2 separate regions of the Homo sapiens genome follow, and region 1 is linked to region 2. The links are chromatin loops, found by intact Hi-C in ENCODE. Cell type or tissue: PC-3. All regions are shown on one strand. Links, peaks and the distances in the headings refer to the core of each region. The heading gives the core; the rest is flanking DNA.

The links. Hi-C counts contacts between places; a loop is a spot of excess contacts. Peaks named below come from ENCODE experiments on the same cell type or tissue, not always from the same donor. Only the 100,000 strongest peaks of a DNase experiment are listed, where the experiment ranks them.
Region 1: a loop joins it to region 2, with 6 times the contacts of the local background. A loop is called at or near these places in 1 of 110 quality-filtered maps.

The regions. Positions count from the first base shown.
Region 1 is chr5:159,732,869-159,741,150 of GRCh38, reverse strand. No RefSeq gene overlaps it. Among named protein-coding and RNA genes, the nearest start is that of LINC01847, 130 kb to the left of the region's middle. In PC-3, for the core only: no CTCF peak of the experiment used is centred there; DNase peaks (open chromatin) are centred at 4,690 and 5,030; H3K4me3 peaks cover 818 bases; H3K27ac peaks cover 1,478 bases.
Region 2 is chr5:159,846,661-159,854,942 of GRCh38, reverse strand. The region is part of intron 2 of LINC01847 (long intergenic non-protein coding RNA 1847); the gene reads left to right. Among named protein-coding and RNA genes, the nearest start is that of LINC01847, 21 kb to the left of the region's middle. In PC-3, for the core only: no CTCF peak of the experiment used is centred there; DNase peaks (open chromatin) are centred at 3,642, 4,532 and 5,172; H3K4me3 peaks cover 1,027 bases; H3K27ac peaks cover 2,744 bases.

The sequences.
Region 1 (8,282 bases), core at 2,147-7,146, 110 kb after region 2:
TTCAATGATTTTCCTGTATTGTTTTTCTATTTCATTGACATGTTCCCTGATTTTTATTATTTCCTTTTCTCTGCTTCTTTGGCTTTAACATACTATTTTTTTTTTTTTGCAGGTGGAATCTCAGGTCATTGATCTGAGAACTTTCTTATTTTCTTTTTTTTTTAACTTTTGTTTTAGGTTCGGGGGCACATGTGAAAGTTCGTTACATAGGTAAACTCACGTCATGGAGGTTTGTTGTACAGATCATTTCATCACCCAGGAATTAAGCTCAGTACCCAATAGTTATATTTTCTGTTCCTCTACCTCCTCCCACCCTCCACCCTCAAGTAGACCCCAGTGTCTATTATTTCTTTCTTTGTGTTCATAAGTTCTCATCATTTAGCTCCCACCTGGCAGTATTTGGTTTTCTGTTCCTTTCCTGTGTTAGTTTGCTGAGGATAATAGCCTTTAGCTCCATCCATGTTCCTACAAAAGACATGATCTCATTCTTTTTTATGGCTTCATAGTATTCCATGCTGTATATGTATTACATTTTCTGTATCCAGTCTACCACTGATGGACATTTAGGTTGATTTCATGTCTTTGCTATCGTGAATAGTGCTGCAATGAACATACACATTCATGTGTCTTTATGGTAGAATGATTTGTATTCCTCTGGGTATATAGCCAGTAATGGGATTGCTGGGTAGAATGGTAGTTCTGTTTTTAGCTCTTTGAGGAACTGTCATACAGCTTTCCACAATGGTTGAACTAATCTACACTCCCACCAAAAGTGTATAGGTGTTTCTTTGTCTTCACAACCTCACCAGCTTCTGTTATTTTTTGACTTTTTAGTAATAGTCATTCTGACTGGTGTGAGATGGTATCTCACTGTGGTTTTTATTTTCTAGTATAGGCACTTAGTGCTATAAATTTTCTCCTAAATACTGCTTTAGCAGCATCTCATAAATTCATGCCTTATTTTTATTTATATTCAGTTCAAAATACTTTCTTAATTTCCTTCTGATGTCCTCTTTAATCCAAGGATTATTAAGCAGTGTTTTATATAATTTTCAAATATTCGGGGGATTTTATAGATATCTTTGTGTTATTGATCTCTAATTTAATTCTGTTTTGGTCAGAAAACATATTGTATCATTGGTATCCTTTTAAATGTATTAAGACTTGTTTTATGTACCAGAACATGGTATAACTTGGTAGATGTTCCATATAACTAAGCACCTTAAATGCCTTTTTATATATTTAATCTTTATAAGAATGGTACTATCATTTCCATTTTAATAAAGAACCAATAGATGATACTGTCCTCCTTATTTTAAAGAGAAAAGGCTAAAAATCAATCAACTTAAATAATATATTCAATGCCAGACAGCTATTAAATAGGAGAACTGGAATATGCTCTCATCTGACACCAAAACCAAGCTGTTAACCACTCTTTCATGATTAACCCACCCACATCCATTCCTCATAAGCTGGGTAGGACCACTCATTCTAAAGAGGCTGAGTTCAGACGCTAATTTTCTCTCAAAGTCTTGAAATCTATCTCCTAAATTGCTCCTTTCTAGCATAAACACAATTGCATCAGTTGCTAATACAGATGTAAAGGTGAGTTCTGTCTGATGGTTAGAAATGTGCAAAGCCCAACTGCTGATTCAAGTCAGAAACTTGCTACTGAGCTCTGCTGCTGACTGATGCTCAATCACCAGATCTTTCTAATAATACCCAAGAACAAAGACTGATATTAGGTGTTTTTGCCTCTTCCTAGCAGGGAATGGCTGATTGTCCCTTAAAGCCCAATGATGCTTAGAGAGCCTCTGGATTAGTATGATTTATTTATATGTCTGTGGAATTTGCATAACAGCCTTTAAGTCAACCTGCCTTGAAATGGCTCTTTCCTTTCTCTTCTCTTGAATTTAATGGTCAGATATTAGAAGCACTACCTTATTGCTAGTATATGTAGTTGTAGTCCTTGTTCACTAGGACTGATGCTGATCGGGAGCCTATTAGTCCAATTCAACAAACGAGTTTTTGATCATCTGGCAGCTTCAATTATCTAAGTTATCCAGCCCCTTTCTTACTCCTGTTACTACAGTAATTTGACAAGCCTGCTAAAGATCTTTCTGGCTGCATCCACCACCTTGCACAATGAGTTATTTGAATAAATGTCTTCCAGGTGCATGTTTCTGTTACATGCAAAGTCAATTTAACTTGTAGAGTTATTTGCAGGAGCCCACATTGTCCATGTTGACTACTTCCTAATGCCACTTAGGCTAAAATCTCAAAGGAAGGGAGTGTGCTGCCTGAGTGAGCACTTCTTTCTGAGTGCCTTTCTCCATCACTTGAAATGCTAAATGGCCAGTACCAAAGGAGGGAAAAGAACTCCTGGGGATGTTCTTTAGCATCTAAATCTCTAACCTTCTCTGAAATAGACTGGTTTCTACATGCTAATTATTATCCTACAGTTTACTAAAGAGTTAATATTCATGGGAAAGCATATACAGCATCTACAAATTAATCTATGCCATACAACATCTGATTTTTGAATTTCTTCTGAGAAGTGATGCTACAGGTATAAAATGAAATCGTTCTGTACCAACTTTAAAGCCTGAAGAAGCCACCATTCAATATGACCAACAAAACTGCTTATGTTTCTGGTTTCTCCCAAATGGAAGCTACATGGTTGAAAAAAAAGTCATCTGTCCTTAAGACCCTACAAACTTTTGAGAGGCCATTAGTCAGGAATGAAAAATCAGTTTTGGTTTATGTGTCACTATTGATTGACTGGAATTAGATTCTTGGAATTCCATGTTGAGAAATGACTCTGAGGACATATCCTTCATCAGTGGGAAAAAGCATGGTGATTGATTAGTGATGTCTGCTGTGAACACAGTAAAGAGGTATGGTGGAATTCCCAGAGTGCTAGATGGGGTGCCAGAGTGCCAGAGTGCTGCGCACTGGGAATATAGCAGTGAACAAGACAGAGTCAGTTGATGAACTCATAAATCTTACAGAGTCAGAATGATTACTAGGGTCATTTCTTGCTTTGTTATCCTAAAATTTAGTCGTTCTTGTTCTGCCCACCAATCACTATTAATGGATTATTGTAAAATATCAGCAATGTCCATTAGGACCACTCAGTCCAGTTCTCTAGCAGAAAAACCCATAAGTCTTCTGTGCAGACACCTTTCGTGTCTATGTAGACAAAAGGTGTCTACATAGTAAGACTTGTCTTTCAGTCATTGTAATTTTTTCTCTTAAAGAGCAAACTGGCCAAGAAAAACTTCACCTTGCACATTTCTCCATAGTTATAGACAGTGGTAATCTTGGCCAGGGTCAACTCTTGTTTACAGAGAATGGAAAGCAATGAAAAAGAGAAAGCCAAGCATGGAGGTGGGATGGGGTAAGCAGTTACTGTCTTCTTTAGGGCCCCATGAAAAGGCAATTCCTGAGACAGACTAATCACACCAGAACAATGTGTGTTCACCTTCTTGCTAACTGGCTAGCAGCTGTTTCCAGATGCCCCCCATTTTGGTTATGTAAGCCGGGCTCACCCACATGCAAAGCCCTTCTCTATGAAGCTCAGCAGATGCCATTAACTTCTCTTCATTCTGATGGGATCAGTCTCTGCTTGCGAGAGCCTTGAAACTGCAGCTCTGCAATGCTGGCACCAAAGTCAGGGCGCAGAGCTGTCTGCAAAGGCCACCCTCTGTCCACAGATGATGCAATGGGTCAGTGTCTTTCTCACCATGGGGACAGCAGTTGACATGGAAACGGTTGTTCTTGCTTCTACACATAACCATTACGCCTCACCCAGGCTTACCAAATGTTGAAAATATTTGTCTGCCCAGCATCCATTTTTTCTACCTCTAGGAACTGCATCAAGATTATCTTCTGGGAAGTCATCCTTGCTGAACTCCCAAACCTGTTGTTTTAGATAGTATGTGTTCTACCCCAGCCCTAAGCCGAGCATGTGACTTATACCTGGTCAAACTAAGTCACAGGAAGTTTTTAGTTATAGACATGTGACCCATTCTGTATCCATGAGTGTCAGCTCTGGGATTCTGCTGAAGTGATTAGGAAAGTGACAGGGTTTTGCTGGCTGTTGTCAAGCTGATGAAATGAGCCTGGAGCCGTTGGTGTCTTATCTTTCCCACAAGCAGCATAGAACATGCTAGAAAATACAGTTCAGAGGAAAAGCAGAGTTGAGGGACTGAGAGAAACACATTTACACTGATATGATTTGAGCATCTGGATTCAGCCTCACCTGGATTTAACTACAATTTTAGACTTTTCAATTATATGAAAAAATTTATGTCTTTTTTGCTGAGGGAAGTTTGAATTAGGTTTCTGTCACCTGCACCCCAAAAAGTTCTGATGAATGTACAGAAAAGTCCTGATGAAATGTTCTCCCTTCACAGAGATTTTCACAGGAATTGGGCAGAATTAGACATAACTATGAAAGTGCCAGTTTTAAGCAACCAGTACCTTTCTAGAAGTGCTGTTAGGTATCAGTGTATCAGCACATGACAATCAAGAGCTTAGCTGGCAAGCACTTGCTGTGTACCCATGGTGGGAAGCAGGGCCGACTAGGGTCCCTGTTCTCATTGAGTGTGCAGTCTAGCCAGGAAGGCTGAACTAACATAGGTTAATACTTTAAGCAGAAGTTCTTACCTTCATGGCCACGGTACATTGGTGAGTCACAATATATTATGAGTTGTACCACAAGTAATTTGTGACTCATGAAGCTAAAGTACCAATATTATTGACAGATGATTTAAAAAACAAACATGAATTAGAGTAGATTCAAGGTTATCGCAATAATAATGTCATATTCATTCACTTCGTTCTCTAGGATGTTTTCCTGAGTGGGAGAGAAAGAGTGGGCATAACAGCTATGGCCCACGCACCCCTGTCTCCCGGAGTGTGTTGTTCCCAAAGATGTCATCTACCATATGTGTTTAGGCAATCATAATAATGTCAGTGTGAAGCAGGAGGAGGAGGAGCAACAGCAGAAGAATTGCTAATGTTTACTGTGCACTGATGAGGCAATAGGTACTATGCTGAGTGCGTTACAAGGATTGTTTCATTTAATGTACATGAGAAACCTCTATGTACTTTTTCTCCTGTTTTGTAGTTGAAAGAACAACTAGCTGCTGAACAGAGTGAGTCTGTCTCAAGTACTTCTGGAGTTCAGAGAAGGGAGAGCTCAGTATAGGCTAGAGTTGTTGGGAAAGGTCCCAAGGAGGACGTGTGACTTAAGCAGGGAGAAGTAGAATCTGTAAAAACAGAGGAGCCAAGGAGGACATTGCAGGCTTTGGTATAAATGAGACAAGTACAGTACATAGGGTGCCAGTCTCACCCTCTGGACACCTTTAGTGTTGGTACCAGGATACTGCATTGGTGTTGAGCAATTGCATTTGTCTTGCAGTGGCTATTCCACACATCCCATCCTACCTCCAGGACTTTGTCCAAGCTGTTGCTTTTATCCTTGCCCCTGTGGCTGAGTAGCTCCTGAGTGATACTCTGGACCCTCTGAGGTTCTTTCTACCCTCCCTCGAGAAGAGAAGCTGCTCCCTCTAAGAGAAGCAAAGCAAATTATTCTTTCCTTGGCTGCCTCTTCCCAGGACTCTCCACTGTGGTATCCCTCCTGGGCCCAACCCCAGCTACAGATTTTTCACATGCTTCTCCTTGGCTGGCCCCAAAATCTAGATCAGCCTCTCCTGCATGCCAAAACAATTAGGTTGGTGCAAAAGTAATTGCAGTTTTTTCCATTACTTTCGATGGCAAAACCTCAATTACTTTGCACCAACCTAATTGTTTTGGCATGCAGGTTTTTGGCATGTGGTTTTTGCCATTACTTTCAATGGCATCCTGAGACAAGACTTGATCTTATCACTTCCCATGTCAAAACCTTTAAAGTTAAAAATGAGCATTTAGTAAATGCTTAATGTGTGGCCAGCCCTGTGCAAGCATTTGTATGCATTGCTTTATTGAATCTTCACCAGGAGTCTGTAAAATAGGACTATGATCATCTATCTTTTATAGATGAGGAGATTGTAGCTCAGAGACGTTAAGTAAATGATGTTATGTTGGAAGCAAGGGCAGCTGCATGGTGCCAGACAGACCACACTCTTAAGCACGATGCTCCCATCCCTCTAACACATCAATTGTTGTCTTCAGGATAAAATCCCACAGCCTTGACCCAACAATCCAGGCTCTCCACCATCAAGACTTGATTTAATTCTCTAGTCTCCACTTCCCACCTTGCCTGACAACACATTTCAACTGCTGGACCAGACAAGATGGCATGCAGTTCCCCACCTCTGTGCCCGCATTTGTGCCTGGTTCTCCACCAGGAATGCCATCTTCACTTGTTGATCCACCCTTTAAAATCTACCTTTTCCAGGAGTATTTTCAATTCTTTCTCTTACTTCATTGTTACCAAAATTAAACTCTGCCTCTCCCATGTATGTCCTTCGTATAGCTTTAGAAATGCATTGCATGGTCAGTCTTGCTTTTCTGTTATTTGCATGCAGTTACTTTATCATAAACCCCTAACAGGCAGGAAGTGGGTTTTACTTTTCATGAGTTTCTCATGGGCGCTTAGATCAGAGCCCTGCCCTCATGGGTAGGTTCTGTTCCCCCTCTGCCAGAAAGCAAAAGGTCCTTCCCAGAACTTCTCTCCACCTTCCTTCATCCAAAGCTGAGTCTTGTTTTTCATTTGTTTGTCAAATAAAGTGGATGGGCTTAAGACAGAAAAGGGCCATGGATATACCAGGCATATAGCAGTGCAAAAGGCAAACACTGTTTCTAAGCTAAAGTTTTCTCCCTGATGTTCCCAAAAGTCCTATCTTATTTATGATCCCTGGCAATTGCCAGCTTCACATCATGGTGAACTTTTTTTTTTTTTTTTTTTTTTTTTTTTTTTTTTTTTTTTTTTGAGACGGAGTCTCGCTCTGTCGCCCAGGCCGGACTGCAGTGGCGCAATCTCGGCTCACTGCAAGCTCCGCTTCCCGGGTTCACGCCATTCTCCTGCCTCAGCCTCCCCAGTAGCTGGGACTACAGGCGCCCGCCACCGCGCCCGGCTAATTTTTTGTATTTTTAGTAGAGACGGGGTTTCACCTTGTTAGCCAGGATGGTCTCGATCTCCTGACCTCATGATCCACCCGCCTCGGCCTCCCAAAGTGCTGGGATTACAGGCGTGAGCCACCGCGCCCGGCCGGTGAACATTTTATTATGCAAACTCAAGGTGCATTGTCCTCATGAGCTAAGGATCCTTAAAGCTAAGGTTCTGTAATGATATTGCATTATAAATTGATTTTATTTCCCAAAATGATAAAATAAAATTGATTTTATTTCCCAAAATGATATCACGAGACAGTTTCTGGTATCAGAGAAGGGAGGAGCTTCAGGGTGAAAGGTGGGAGGTCTTTCCACCCCTGGAATTGTACCATAGAGCGGGGTGCTCACCCTCTTGTGAGAAACTCTGGTTTTGCCCAGAGCACCCTACTCCCCTTTGGTCTGTCTGAGCATCTAAGAAGATCATTTGAACTTGATGGTGAGAATGGTCAGGGAACATCTTGACCAGCCTTCTCAGTTCACAAATGGAGAAAATGCCCCCAACTGCCAAAGGGGAGTCCCCTTCCAAGCTGACAAGCACGAGCTGGCCTGAATCCCAGTATCTCCCTATATGTACCATCATGCTACACTCGGTACATCACTACATCACTCGATCTTTCTGGATGCCCCTGAAATGCCCCTAAAAAGTCAAAGAAAAGGATTGCCCCATGAAAAGGGAAAGGAAAGCAGGACCATCCAGGGACTTTCCTGGGACTTGACCACTTACGATCCTGTCAAAGTGACAGACTGTGGACTTGGCTGTGGAGTCCAGGAATTAGAATGAGAGAAGAAAGGGAAGGTGGGGAAGAAAAGGCTTGATGCAGGGCAGGCAAAGACAGCAAAGGTGGTGTTGAGTGGAACAAGGGCCTGATAATTTATCATCGACTCAAGAGGCAGACAAAAGACTAGGCAGAGAGCTGCAGCACAGTCCTGCAAAGAATAGAGGGCCCCATCAAGGCAGGCCCTTCCTACTGCACTAGGTGCTCTCTGGAAGGTATATCTTAGCTTAAAGACAAAGCCAAGTGGTGTCGTTAGTCCAGGGCCACGTGGTAGGAGGGGGAGGCCTTCTGAGGCATGGAGAGTCTAGAACCTTCTCTCTGCATCCCTATCTAGGGTGCAATAGTAGATTTTCAATCAGTATGTATTGGATGAATGAGTCCCTT
Region 2 (8,282 bases), core at 1,523-6,522:
ATTTACAAAAATCTAGGTTTCTGGCATTTCTTTAGTGATGAGAATATCTGGCAATACTGGGCCTACATCACAAGGCGACAGGTGACTGCAGCTGAGTGGCTGCCGCCCCTTTAGAGAGGTAGGCATGCTCCAGGTCCCCACTTTCCCTAGACAGCTCCCTCCATTTCCATTCCCTGCCTAGCCGCTGAAGACTTCCACATTTGTGATCCTCATATAGAGTAAGGGGTGGGAAATACATCGAGGGGAGAACACTCACAGTCACTGGATAACTCCTAGGTAGATCTCTTTTCCTGGTTTCACCTCAAATTTTTCCATTTTGCCCAGATTCTAGTCATAAGACACGAATTCGATATTCCTAAAAGGAAAGAAGAACCTCTTCAGAGGTGGAGAAGTTTAATACATTGCTCATTGCAGCAGGTGCTGGACGGAGGTGGTTATTCATTCCTACTAATAGAATTAAGCCCACAGCCTGGTCTCTAGTGCACTTACAAGTAATCAATATTTAAAGAAAGTTGGAAATTAAAAGGCCCCCAGCCCTGCCTACTAACAAGAAAGAACTGGAAAGGGTTGGGAATTTATTGTTCAGTTTTGAAGCCAGGAACCACTCAGACAGGGCTGGAGAGCAATTTGTTTTTTGCTCTCCAATTGCCACTGGACTGATTTTACCCCCGCGATGTAATCTTGTTATGCTATGGTTACACTGGACCACATAAATTCATACTTTGTCCTCCAATGAAACAAATGCTTTCTTGCCTGCCCTTTCTGCTTTTATGAAAAAAAGTCATCACAGTATTTTCTGTTTTAGCCTGAATATGCTTTTATGAAGAAAACTTAGGAACCAAAAGGCATATCTTACACATGCTTCAAAGAAAACAGTATCCTGAGTTCTGAATTGTTTTTGCTCCTTGCCTGAATTCTTTGAAAACCCTGAAAATGATATTATTTCCTTTTTTTTTTTTAAAAAAAAAGTGAAGTGGCTCATTGTAGCTGAGGATTTCCATAATAATAGCTCCAGTACCAGGACGTCAAAGAAGTGATCACTCACTTCAAGGGGTACCTTTTTTAAAAAAAAATCATACCTTAAGTTTTAGGGTACATGTGCACAACGTGCAGATTAGTTACATATGTATACATGTGCCATGTTGGTGTGCTGAACCCAGTAACTCGTCATTTAACATTAGGTATATCTCCTAATGCTATCCCTCCCCCCTCCCCCCACCCCACAACAGTCCCCGGTGTGTGATATTCCCCTTCCTGTGTCCATGTGTTCTCATCGTTCAATTCCCACCTATGAGTGAGAACGTGCGGTGTTTGGTTTTTTGTCCTTGGGATAGTTTGCTGAGAATGATGCTTTCCAGCTTCATCCATGTCCCTATAAAGGACATGAACTCATCATTTTTTATGGCTGCATAGTATTCCATGGTGTATATGTGCCACATTTTCTTAATCCAGTCTATCATTGTTGGACATTTGGGTTGGTTCCAAGTCTTTGCTATTGTGAATAGTGCCGCAATAAATATACATGTGCATGTGTCTTTATAGCAGCATGATTTATAATCCTTTGGGTATATACCAAGTAATGGGATTGCTGGGTCAAATGATATTTCTAGCTCTAGATCCTTGAGGAATTGCCACACTGACTTCTACAATGGTTGAACTAGTTTACAGTCCCACCAACAGTGTAAAAGTGTTCCTATTTCTCCACATCCTCTCCAGCACCTGTTGTTTCCTGACTTTTTGATAGCCATTCTAACTGGTGTGAGATGGTATCTCATTGTGGTTTTGATTTGCATTTCTCTGATGGCCAGTGATGGTGAGCAATTTTTCATGTGTCTTTTGGCTGCATAAATGTCTTTAGAGAAGTGTCTGTTCATACCCTTCGCCCACTTTTTGATGGGGTTGTTTGTTTTTTTCTTGTAAATTTGTTTGAGTTCATTGTAGATTCTGGATATTAGCCCTTTGTCAGATGAGTAGATTGCAAAAATTTTCTCCCATTCTGTAAGTTGCCTGTTCACTCTGATGGTGGTTTCTTTTGCTGTGCCGAAGCTCTTTAGTTTAATTTGATCCCATTTGTCAATTTTGACTTTTGTTGCCATTGCTTTTGGTGTTCTAGACATGAAGTCCTTGCCCATGCCTATGTCCTGAATGGTATTGCCTAGGTTTTCTTCTAGGGTTTTTATGGTTTTAGGTCTAACATTTAAGTCTTTAATCCATCTTGAATTAATTTTTGTATAAGGTGTAAGGAGGGGATCCAGTTTCAGCTTTCTCCGTATGGCTAGCCAGTTTTCCCAGAACCATTTATTAAATAGGGAATCCTTTCCCCATTTCTTTTTGTCAGGTTTGTCAAAGATCAGATTGTTGTAGATATGCAGCATTATTTCTGAGGGCTCTGTTCTGTTCCATTGGTCTATATCTCTGTTTTGGTACCAGCACCATGCTGTTTTGGTTACTGTAGCCTGGTAGTATAGTTTGAAGTCAGGTAGCGTGATGCCTCCAGCTTTGTTCTTTTGGCTTAGGATTGACTTGGCAATATGGGCTCTTTTTTGGTTCCATATGAACTTTAAAGTAATTTTTTCCAATTCTGTGAGGAAAGTCATTGGTAGCTTGATGGGGATGGCATTGAATCTATAAATTACCTTGGGCAGTATGGCCATTTTCATGACATTGATTCTTCCTACCCATGAGCATGGAATGTTCTCCCATTTGTTTGTATCCTCTTTTATTTCATTGAGCAGTGGTTTGTAGTTCTCCTTGAAGAGGTCCTTCACATCCCTTGTAAGTTGGATTCCTAGGTATTTTATTCTCTTTGAAGCAATTGTGAATGGGAGTTCACTCATGATTTGGTTCTCTGTTTGTCTGTTATTGGTGTATAAGAATGCTTGTGATTTTTGCACATTGATTTTGTATCCTGAGACTTTGCTGAAGTTGCCTATCAGCTTATGGAGATTTTGGGCTGAGATGATGGGGTTTTCTAGATATAATCATGTCATCTGCAAACAGGGACAATCTGATTTCCTCTTTTCCTAATTGAATACCCTTTATTTCCTTCTCCTGCCTAATTGCCCTGGCCAGAACTTCCAACACTATGTTGAATAGGAGTGGTGAGAGAGGGCATCCCTGTCTTTTGCCAGTTTTCAAAGGGAATGCTTCCAGTTTTTGCCCATTCAGTATGATATTGACTGTGGGTTTGTCTTAGACAGCTCTTATTATTTTGAGTGACCTGAATACAGTGTGTTAGGTAAAACTTTCAGCTGGGTTCTGAATTCTAGAACCACTTTGCTGCTAGCTTGCTGTGTGACCTTTGGGAATTCACTTTCCCTCTCTGGGCCTCAGGTTTGCATTTGTAAAATGAGTAAATTAGACAGGATCAGGCTTCCCAAAATTTAGTTATTCAAGTACCACTTTCACAATTTTTGCCACAACCTCATATTATCTGTTCTATTGTTAATATACTATTTTTGGGTGACTTTAAGTACATCTCTTACAAATATACTTTGTATTGCTATTAAAAATGAAAAACCAGTATCACGTTCCCTAACTAGAAAATAATCCTAAAAATAAGTACAATGAGAACAAAGCAATTATATTCAATTCAGATACTGTCAGCTGCCACGTAATGGTTGCTCACATCAGCAGAGTGACAAACCTGTTTCCTGTGAAGTTACTCATTGAATCCCCACGGTAAATCTATGAAAGAAGGACTACTATTAACCCCATTTCACAGAGGAAGACGCTGAGCCGTGGAGAGGTTTATTAACGTCTCCAAGGTCACAGAGTGCCTGTGTGCCTTAGCGGGGATTTTAACCCAAGCAAGCTGTGCTGTTTGCCTATTGGTGTGGGCCTGCTCTCCGTTTGTTAACAAAGGGAGATTGTCTTGTGTCCAAGGGTGTTAAAGACACACTAACACAAAAAGAGACTTTCTTGCTGATGTCATCAGAGGTGGTGAAAGTGGATCAGAAGGGCGATTTGATGTCCTCTACCCCTTCACTCCTCCTGTGTGTCTGCTCTCTTCAGTGCTTACCTGACTGCACGAAGTTCTATTTTGTGATTCACTTGCTCTGTACTTAAATCCTTATCTTACTCATTTTCCATTGCTGAATATCACATTTTGCCCCTATTTTTCTTAAATGAAATTTTAGAAGAGTGACACAAAATGGGATTTTTCACACAAGGCGGCTCCCCTCCATTAGGAACACAAGGGGAGTCTGAGATTAGCGGCAATCAGCTCAGTCCTCATAATGTTACAATAATGACTTGGAGTATCTTTTAACAGCAGTTAACACATCCTGGAGGGCCAGCGTGGCAATTGTCATTCACATCACCCCACATCTCTTTCGTCCTGGGTTCCTGGGGGATTCAAGGTGGTGGCTGGTGACAGCAGGTAGGAGTGGAAGAAGGAGAGGTGGGAGGCAGGCAGAGATGGAAACCACAGCCTCAGGACCATCTCTGGAGTGAGTAAGCTGGGACTGCAAGACTGATTCATAGCAGGCCTGGGGCCAGAGTCATGAAAACTTGATCCAAACATTTGTGCAAAGCGCTTCCCTGATGTGCAATAAAGGGCCCCCATAAATGTGACACATTCCCCATTCTCTACGAGAAGGAGAGTCGAGCACTGCTGGCAGGTGCAATAGCCTGGAACTTCCTGCCAGAGTGCGAATCACTCACGCTTGCCCAAGCCCTGAAACCCTGGAGGCCTCTCAAGGCATCCAGGGAGGGTGTCAGGTGGCTGGGGTGTGGTGGGCTGATTTAACATAACAGCGGCTACAAACCTACTCTTACTTTTACCTTAATAATCATACTAGAAGCAGCTATAGAGCCTGTGCTGTGTATAGGACATTGGGCTAAGGGCTCAACATGCATGATCCCATTTAGTTCTCTTCAACACTGTGGAGTCGGTACTATTCTTATCCCTACACTACAGATGAGAAAACTGAACCTTGGAGCAGTTAAGTAACTAGTGAGTGGTGAAGCCAAGATGGGAAGCCAGGCAGTCCGGCTCCAGAGCCAAAGCTTTAAAACCCTGTGATATGCAAAAAGAAGAGGTTTATTAGATTCTAGGTAGCTCACAGAATGGAAGCGAGAGGAAGGTTGGGTGGGACAGGAACCAAGGAAGATCTGGGACTGTTTCTTTAGGCCATTGCCATGGAATGACTCAGCCTTCAGGAGTGTATGTTCAGCAGCTGATTTTCTGCTCTGTGGTTTGGAGTGGGAGCTGATCACAGAATGTGCTGTGTTTTATTACCTTCTGCTCTGGGCTCAGCTCTGGAGTTGGAGGTAGAAGGACTGTGTGCTGTGTGACCTTGGGCAAATAATTTAACCTCTCTGGGCCTTAGTTTTTTTCAATCTGTAAAATAGGGACAATAATAGTATCAGTTACATAGGGATATTGCAGGGATTATATTAGCAAATATTTGCCAAGCATCTAGCATGGTGCTTGATACTTAGCAAGCACACAGAATGATTGTCAATAAAGGCAGGTGGGGGGCAGCTTGTTGGGCCCCTACAGCTGTGGATCCTGAACACCTCTCCCCTTTGTCTACTCTGTCAGCTCACCCTGAGGAATATGACCACTTTTTCTATATGGTCTGCTAGAGAACCTTGCTACTCAAAGTGTGGTCCGTGGACCAGCAGCAGCAGTGAACTGCTCACCTGTGAGTTTGTTTGACATTCAGAGACCCAGGCCTCTCTCCAGACCTCCTGAATCAGATTGCATTTTACCAAGATCCCCAGGTATTTTGTACGCACAGGAGTTTAAGAAGCACAGCCTCAGAAATTTAAAAAGCAAATAAAAGAAGAAAAGAGGCCTAGAATTTCTTTATCATCATTGGAGATTCAGTATGAAGCATGTACTTTTGTTTTCCCAAGCTACAACCTTTAGGATAATAATAATTCCCATGATGGTAGTAGCACTTCGCAATGTGACTAAAAGGCCATCACACTCACTTTTTTGCTTGCTTTGAGGTATGACCCTGTATGGTTGGCAGAGCAGCCAATGTTTTCTCCATTTTATAGATGTGAAAACTGAGGCAAAGAGTCTCAAGTGATTTTCCAATGTTACCCTGCTACCAAATGTCAGAGCCAGAAAGCAAGACAGGTCTTTCGGTGTCCTAATTCAGGGCTTATTGCAGTTTCCATTCTGTTCATCAACAATGAGAGAATCCATGCTGGTTCTTCTTCCTTCTCAGTTACCAGGACATAGCCTGTCACCAAGTCCCATGACTTTGTTCCATCAGGATGACTTGGATTCAGGCTTTTGTTATGATTTCCCTTGTTCTACCTTCAGCTAAGCTCTGGTCATAATAACAACAATATCAGTGGTTGCATATTGAAGACTTATTCTGCTAAGTAAGAGCCTTCCTTGTGTTAATTAACTCATTTCATCCTCCCAGCCACCTTATAAGATAGGCACTATTATTATCACCATCTTATTATAGATGGTACAACTGAGGCACTAAGTGAGAAAGTTGTCCAAGATCAATAGCAAGTAGTGGAGCTGGGGTTTGAACATGAGGAGCTGTTCACATCTCAATTTCTGCACTAGCTTCTGAGATGGTGTGTCTATGCATGGTCTGCCCTCCAAGCCTGTGAAACATGGGTGTCTTCCTTCCTCTTCCTTCTGCCTTCCCCAAAAAGCCTTTTTTTTTTCAATAGCATGTTCTGATTGAAGCTCCCCTCTTTTTGCATTCCTCAACATGCACTAATATCCATTATACTTTATCATGAATTACTTGTTAATTTCTTGTTGCACTCATGAGAATATAACCTCCAGGAAGGCAGGGGCTTCTTGGACAACACAGCTGTTGTTCCATCACAGTGACTAGCACAGAGTAGGTGCTCAGTAAATGTTTTCTTTTTAAAAAATATAGAGAGTTGGGGTATTACTATGTTGCCCAGGCTTGTCTCAAACTCCTGGGGTCAAGCAATCTTTCCACCTCGGCCTCCCAATGTTGGGATTACAGGTGTGAGCCACCATGCCTGGCCTCAGTAAATGCTTATCGGATGAAGACGGTTCATTGCATTAGTTTGGTCTCTTCACCTAGGCTGTAGTTACATGTGGAGAGTATCCAAAACTATGTCTGTATCCCCCACAGAACCTCAATGGTTCCAGAATGCCATACAGTTGATATTTATTGATACAAAGCCACGTGTTCCCCCTCAGTGCATTCATCGAGGGCCGACACAGCCATTGGTATTTAGTCCTCTGGGTTTCTCATCTCTGTCTAAAACAAGGTGAGGTGAGACCCTCACAATTACCTTGTTTATCACCACCAGGATCCAGGTAGAGACTTTTGGCCAAGCAGGGCCTGTGGTAAGGAGATACCCGACTCCGATAATACCGCAGACTGAGCTCGTGAGGTCATGTGTAATCAGTGGCTCCATTGACTACAGCCTGAGCCTTGGACCAGGTGCCAGGCAGGGGCCTGTGGGAGGTCAGAGTCTGTCCCCTCCCTGGCTCCTTGGCACAAATTAGTGCTGATGAGCTAGAGGAGGAATTCCTGCCTTTGAGGTATGAGCCAGCTGGGCTGCTGCTACCGATCAGCTAAGAAAATAAGTCATCCCAGCCACCTGCGGTTCACCCAAGGGCTGGCGCCAGAGTGGGAGCTGGGAAGGTCTTCCTGGGAGGGCTGGGAGCTGCTGGAGATATCAGCTGGGCTCAGGTGAAAGCTTTGTGGATGGGGAGGTCCAGACTCGAGAGTGTAGGATTAACTCTATTTTCAGGCTCTGGGCTCACAGTCTGCCCCTTGGCTTGGCTTCCAAGGGCTGAGGCTACAGCTTATGCATTTATGTGATTTGGGTGGGCAGGGACACTCATCTGTGTCCCATGGGGTGGGAAGATCATTCTGGTTGATTAGTTGGGGACGAATGGGCCTGTGCCCCCTTCTCCCTAGCAGTCTAATACTGGGAGTGTTAGTTTCACCCACCGCTCACCACTCGCCCTTTGCAAGAGTCCTGCTCTTGAGGCCTGCCATTCTCATCACCCCTTAGATGAAATCCAATTGAATTCCCATGGAGGTAAGTATAAACAGTTCTACCATCAAGGTCTCAGAAGAGTGCCTTAAAAGCAGTAGAGGCGGGGCAGGGGGCAGCAGTGACCATGAGGAGGGAGAAGGGTCTCCTAGTGAAGGCTTTGGGGACATGTCCTAATAGATGGCTCCCATCCTGCCTCTGAATCTTTTTAGTCCTCCTAAATCCCTCTTCAAGTTCCTGCCTTTCCTCTGGTCCTCACTCCCTCCCATTCTCCTTGGAACCTTTTTGCACATGGCAGTTGGCTCAGGCTCAGG